2 separate regions of the Homo sapiens genome follow, and region 2 is linked to region 1. Evidence: read pairs that join two places in POLR2A ChIA-PET (ENCODE). Cell type or tissue: Panc1. All regions are shown on one strand. Links, peaks and the distances in the headings refer to the core of each region. The heading gives the core; the rest is flanking DNA.

Region 1 (3,340 bases), core at 342-2,841:
GGATGTTACACGGCATCCCAGGCTATGAACGCTTATGGACTGTTTCTTATACCCTTGGAAAAGTCTCTTAGAGATTAAAAGCCAGGTCTAAGAGGACTAACACTTCCTAGTCAGTAAATACCAGTTTTTAAATGCAACTTTCCAAGGATTCTATTAAACACGCCCATTCTAACAAACACAAATAACTCTCTACCTCTCCCTACCAGCCTTGGACAGTAAGCTTTGGTCTAAGGGCACTTGCTAGTTCAGCATGGTGCACCTTAACATGTGTACTTGTGACATGTGGTGACGTGCTCCTCAATAGTGTGCAGTCAGCAGACAAGATCACAGTTAAAAAATAGTTTTTCACTTACATCTTTCTGGTTGGAGTGAAAAAACCTGAGTGCGAAGTTACAGGATTGGGACGCAGCAGCATACTGACCTAGAGATTCAGCATATCGGGTCAAAAGATAACTAGATCAGAAGGAAAGAAGGAAAAAAAAAGACATGTTATACTTACTTACCTAGCTCAAGTAACAAATATTACGCTTCAAATTACTTGGCAAAAAAATAGCTAGGCATAAGAAAACACTAAAACATACTCCCACAGAAATGATCTAATTCACCAGTTAAAATTTAAAAAAAAAAAAAAAAAAAAGCCAAAAGTTAACTCAGTTTTGTGGGAGACCTAAAGTTCTGTAACTAGGCTTTCTTACACTCTGATGATTAATGACACATAAAAGTTCTAACAGAACATAATGCTGTCTTCCTAAAACAGCACCACAAACAGAGAAAATGCCATTAAGTGATACTAGCATAATAATAAAGAGTAGTCTAAATACAAGTTCAAAATACAAATTCAAACTTTGTTGAGGTCAATAAATAAATTACATGTGTCAACTTCAACTGCAAAGCGGAAATGAACACTTCAAAATAATGTGTGCTAAGAATAAGGGTTCAAAGTATATAGGTGTTTGCTATCTCTGGGGAAAACTCTCTTACATTTCTAAATTGTGCAAATTTTCAAATTACCACAAAATGCTGGGAGATATAAAAATCTTTCTGGTTTGCAATGGATCATAACAGGTTATTATTTAATCAGAAAGGCTTAATGTCACAATCAACTTTAAAATCTAAGTTAGAGTCCTGTGTACCCCACACTGGTATAGCTGGCTGCTCATTATTCAGAGTATATACTACCAACCCAATGGTATCATGCTGGATATGCTTAGCATCGAGGCTGGAGTAAAGATCCACCACTGGTTCAAATGCACCCAGCATACAGTAGATTCGAACAAGCAGCAATTTGAACTGAGCATTGGAAGGGCTATGGGTTAATCCCTCTTCCAGCAAAGTCAGGGCCTGCCACACAGTGGTCTCATCACCTAGAACCAAAATACAGCATTATCCACTGATCTTGACAGCAAATGAAAGCTTCCCAAAAACAAAAAACAAAACCTTATTGACATCATCACCCCCCCCAATAAATGAAGTTAAATGACAGAGAACAAATTTTAGATATACACCTGTAACCAAAATAGAGAATTTCGCCTCAACAGAGAGTCCTTCAATAGTTAAGTCTATTCTTAAACATGCCCACAGCAAAAACGATGCAGATTTTAAGTGGCCAGGTCTTGTGGGGGGATGTTATAGAATCTCACAGAATCTCAGATTCTGGGAAGAGATGGACTTTGAAGGAAAACTGGAGCTCAGCACCTTGCCCCTGCAGGATTTCCTCTATAAAACCCCAGACAGATGTTATCTATAGACATCATTTTTCTTCCATATGTAACTCTACTAACAGAATGGCAAATAGGATGTTTGAAAATATTTACTCAATAATCAAACTAAAATGATACTTTTTTTGGGTCTATGAAATTTCAAAAGGTACATGTATCTCTAGTCTTCAAGATTAAGTTACTTATTCTTTAGGATCCATCTAAAGAAAATACTATGAAATACAGATAAAGCTTTATATACAAAAATAGTTATCGTACTATCTAGTGATGTAATGATGGGAGGATGAGTAGGTAAATTATGGTAACTTCGACACATGGAAATGTCATATAACTACTTGACGTTAATGAAGAGTTTTTAATTACAAAGGAAAATGTGCAATAATGTTCAGTAAAACACACACACAGAAAATTCAAGTTAGTACAAAGAGTTGATCTCAACTCTTAAAATATGCACAAAGAGAGAGAGAAGAAGAAAACAAACAAAAATGTTAGCTGGACATGGTGGCTCATGCCTATACTCCCAGCACTTTGGGAAGCTGAGGTGGGAGGATCACTTGAGCCCACAAGTTTGAGACCAGCCTGAACAACATAGCTAGACCTCGTCTCTACTAAAAACATTTTTGAAAAAATTAACCAGATGTGGTGGTGCACACTGCCTATGGTTCCAGCTACTCAGGAGGGCTGAGGTTGGGAGGATTGCTTCAGCCTAGGAGGTTGAGGCTGCAGTGAGCTGTGATCATGCCACTGCACTCCAACCTTGGCAGCAGAGTGCAACTTTGTCTCAAGAATAGAAAAGGAAAAAAAAAAAGAAAAAAAAATGCAAAAGTGATAAGAGTGCTTTTGAGGTCCAAAAAAGTGAGATTTTAAGTAAACTACTTTCCAAAATTTATACAAGCTACTTTTACAGTCAGTAACAACAGCAAAAATGAAAGCACCATGCAGTAAGATTTTAAGGTAATATTCTATATGCTGTTTTCCAGAAGAAAAGAAAGATAGGCCGGGCATAGTAGCTCATGCCTGTAATCCCAGCAGTTTGGGAGGACAAGGCAGGGAGATGGCTTGAGCCCAGGACTTTGAGACCAGCCTGGGAAACATGGCAAAACCCCAACTATACAAAAAATACAAAAACTGGCTGGGCACAGTGGCTCACACCTGTAATCCCAGCACTCTGGGAGGCCAGGGAAGCGGATCACCTCAGGTCAGGAATTCGAGACCAGCCTGGCCAACATGGTAAAACCTCTTCTCTACTAAAAATACAAAAATTAGCCGGGCGTGGTGGCGGGTGCCTATAATTCCAGCTACTCAGGAGGCTGAGGCAGAAGAATTGCTTGAACCCAGGAGACAGAGGTTGCAGTAAGCCGAGATTGCACCACTGCACTCCAGCCTGGGACGGAGTTAAGATTCCATCTCAAAATAAAAATAAAATTTAATAATAAATAAAAAATTTAAAAAAATTTAAAATTAACTAAATAAATAATACAAAAACTAGCCAGGCATGGTGGCATGTGCCTATACTCCCAGTTACCCAGGAGGCTGAAGTGGGAGGATCCCTTGAGCCCAGGAGGTTGAGGCTACAGAGAGCTACTATGGTGCCACTGCACTCTAGCCTGGATGACAGTGTC
Region 2 (3,340 bases), core at 249-2,748, 320 kb after region 1:
TCGCTCTGTCATCCAGACTGAAGTGCAGTGGTGTGATCTTGGCTCACTACAACCTCCGCCTCTGAGGTGCAAACAATTCTCCTGCCTCAGCCTCCCAAGTAGCTGGGATTACAGGCACCCACCACCACGCCCAGCTAATTTTTAAAACATTTTTTGTAGAGATGGGGTTTTCCCATGTTGGCCAGGCTGGACTCGAACTCCTGACCTCAAGTGATCCACCTGCCTCAGCCTTCCAAAATGCTGGGATTACAGTGTGAGCCACCTCACCCAGCCAAATTAAGCAAACCTATGAGTTCTAAAATGGCCTCTGAGAGGGTGTGCGGAAAAGAGGTCCTATCAAACACTAATACCGGGACTATAATTGGTAATCACACAGGAGGGCAATTTGGTAGTATCTATTAAAATTAATTTGTCACCAATGACCCAGCAATTCCACTTACCCTAGCGAAATAATCTCAGGTGTGCATGAGCAGGCATGCAAGAATCTGTACTGAAGGACTGTTTTTAAGAGTGAAAAACTGAAAACAACCAAAATACCCATCGTGCTCAACTGAATAATGGCGTCCACCAAAATGTCCACCTACTAATCCTTGGAACCTGTAAATGTGACCTTAGATGGCAAAAGGGACTTTGCAGATGTGATTAAGTTAAAGATCTTGAGATGGAGGGATTATCCTGTATTATCTGGGTGGGCCCTAAATGTACTCACAAGGGTGCTTATAAAAGGGATGTGGGAAGAGTGGGTCAGAGGAGAAGGCGATGTGATGACAGATGAGAGACTGCAGTAACATACTCTGAAGATGGAGGAAACAGCAACAAGCCAAGAAATACAAGTGGCCACAAGAAGCTGTGGAAAAGGCATGGGAACAGATTCTCCCCTAGAGCCTGCAGAAGGAACCAGACCTACCAATGCTTGACTTTTAGCCCAGTGAGACTCATTTCAAACTTTTGACTTCCAAAAATGTGAGAATAAATCCATGTTGCCTTAAGCCACGAAATTTGTGATAATCTGTTAACATGGCAACAGGAAACTAAGATACTCATCAATAGGGAATGTCTAAATAAAACTGTGGCATTTCTAGAGTCTTGTGCAGCACTTAAAAATAATGTGGTAGATATATATATGGAGACACAGAATGATCAAAACATATCCTTGAGTTTAAAAAGAAAGCAAGTTACAGAAAGATATGTCTAGTATGACATCTTTATGTAAAAAAGAAAAAAATAGAATGTGTTATATACACACCAAAATTTTAAAATGGTCTTGAAGAATATACACGAAAAAATTTTCACTAATTTAGCCAGGGCAAGAAGGACACAGAGATCCAAATTAGAGATGGTGCTTAAAAGGGACTTCAGTTTTACCTGTTATTTCCGTTTTGTCAAGAATGTATTCATGTACTACTCATAGTTTTTTTTTTAATTAATAGATACATAAGCTGTGCTTAAAATACAGGATCAAAATAAAAGTTACACAATTTCTGCAATTTCTCTCCTATGCATTTGTCCCATAGTTGATCACCTGCTGTTATTTACATTTGTCTACAACTATTGACTAAACATCTTGTAAAGCAGACTACACTCCTTGTGTTCACCCCACAACCACTGTTGTAAAACAAGAGGGAAAGGTGGGGAGGGGAAAGCATGGGGCACTTTCGGCAATTGACAGTACTTTCATAATTAACACCACAGTTACCTTCAGACCTAGGAAAGAAGAGATGTATGACCACCCACCCAGCAGCTCGAGCCAACAGGTAGTATTTTATGACAGTAAAGATGGAAGCCAAGAAGACAGATAATAATCAAAGCTGATTTATTTAGCAAGACCTTAGGTATACAATTGGAGAAAAACTGAAACAGAGACTATCTATTATCTCATCTGCCTAGCCACACTGCAAACAAATTGAGAAGGAAGAAAATTCCAGCCAGGCGCGGTGGTTCACACCTGTAATCCCAGCACTCTGGAAGGCCGAGGTGGGTGGAGCACCTGAGGTCAGGAGTTCAAGAGCAGCCTGACCAACGTAGTGAAACCCCATCTCTTCTAAAAATACAAAGCTAGCTGGGCATGGTGGCACATGCCTGTAATCTCAGCTACTTGGGAGGCCGAGGCAGAAGAATAGCTTGAACCCAAGAGGCGGAGGTTTTAGTGAGCCGAGATCACGCCATTGCACTCCAGCCTGGGCAACAAAAGAGAAACTCCATCTCAAAAAGAAAAAAAAAGGAAAGAAAATTCCAGCCAGGTACAGTGGCTTGTACCTGTAATCCCAGCACTTTGGGAGGCCAAGGCAAGCGAGTCATCTGAGGTCAGGAGTTCGAGACCAGCCTGACCAACATGGAGAAACCCCGTCTCTACTAAAACTACAAAATGAGCTGGGCGTGGAGGCGGGCGCCTGTAATCCCAGCTACTTGGAAGGCTGAGGCAGGAGAATCGCTTAAACCCGGGAGGCGGAGGTTGCGGTAAGCCGAGATTGTGCCGTTGCACTCCAGACTGGGCAACAAGAGTGAAACTCTGTCTCAAAAAAAAAAAAAAAAAAAAAGAAAAAAGAAAATTCCGCAGGGATCACCAACCAAACAAACAAACAAAAAACGATTCCACTACTATAGAAAAAATTATGTTGATGGGATAGTTTTGCTTTCAAATACAATAGGCAGCTGGCTGAATATGCATAAAATAACCTCCAAGCAACATAGCACCTTATAAAGAGAGTCAATACACTTTAAACATAATCACATCTTTTTTTTTTTTTTTTTAATATTTTGGTGTCAGGGAATCACTCTGTCATGCAGGCTGGAGTACAGTGGCACAATCATAGCTTACTGCCTCTTCCAGCTCCTGGACTCAAGTGATCCTCCCACCTCAGCCTCCCAAGTAGCCAACCACGCCCCGCTAATTTTTTTTATTTTTTTAAGATGGAGTCTCGCTTTGTCGCCCAGTCTGGAGTGCAGTGGCGCAATCTCGGCTCACTGCAAGCTCCGCCTCCTGGGTTCACGCCGTTCTCCTGCCTCAGCCTCCCGAGTAGCTGGGACTACAGGTGCCCGCCACCATGCCCGGCTAATTTTTTGTATTTTTTTAGTAGAGACGGGGTTTCACCGTGTTAGCGAAGATGGTCTCGATCTCCTGACCTCGTGATCCGCCCACCTGACCTCGTGTGATCCGCCCACCTCTGCCTCCCAAAGTGCTGGGATTACAGGCATGAGCCACTGCACCTGGCCCATGTCTAGCTAATTTTAAAATGTTTTGTAGAGATGGGATCTTGCTATGTTGCCCAGGCTGGTCTTGAACTCCTGGCCTCAAGCAATTCTCCTGCTTTGGCCTCTCAAGTGCTGGAATTACAGGCAT

What was found. Peaks named below come from ENCODE experiments on the same cell type or tissue, not always from the same donor. Only the 100,000 strongest peaks of a DNase experiment are listed, where the experiment ranks them.
Region 2: POLR2A ChIA-PET joins it to region 1 with 11 read pairs; 3 of 35 experiments call an interaction of 5 or more read pairs at or near these places.

Annotation. Positions count from the first base shown.
Region 1 is chr12:112,053,205-112,056,544 of GRCh38, forward strand. It overlaps NAA25 (N-alpha-acetyltransferase 25, NatB auxiliary subunit), which reads right to left. Exons shown (of 24, transcript NM_024953.4): 14 at 1,184-1,364; 15 at 354-453. The region is part of intron 1 of LOC124903022 (a long non-coding RNA gene); the gene reads left to right. Among named protein-coding and RNA genes, the nearest start is that of MIR3657, 17 kb to the left of the region's middle. In Panc1, for the core only: no CTCF peak of the experiment used is centred there; no DNase peak of the experiment used is centred there.
Region 2 is chr12:112,369,371-112,372,710 of GRCh38, forward strand. All of the region lies in intron 1 of HECTD4 (HECT domain E3 ubiquitin protein ligase 4), which reads right to left. Among named protein-coding and RNA genes, the nearest start is that of HECTD4, 11 kb to the right of the region's middle. In Panc1, for the core only: no CTCF peak of the experiment used is centred there; no DNase peak of the experiment used is centred there; H3K27ac peaks cover 420 bases.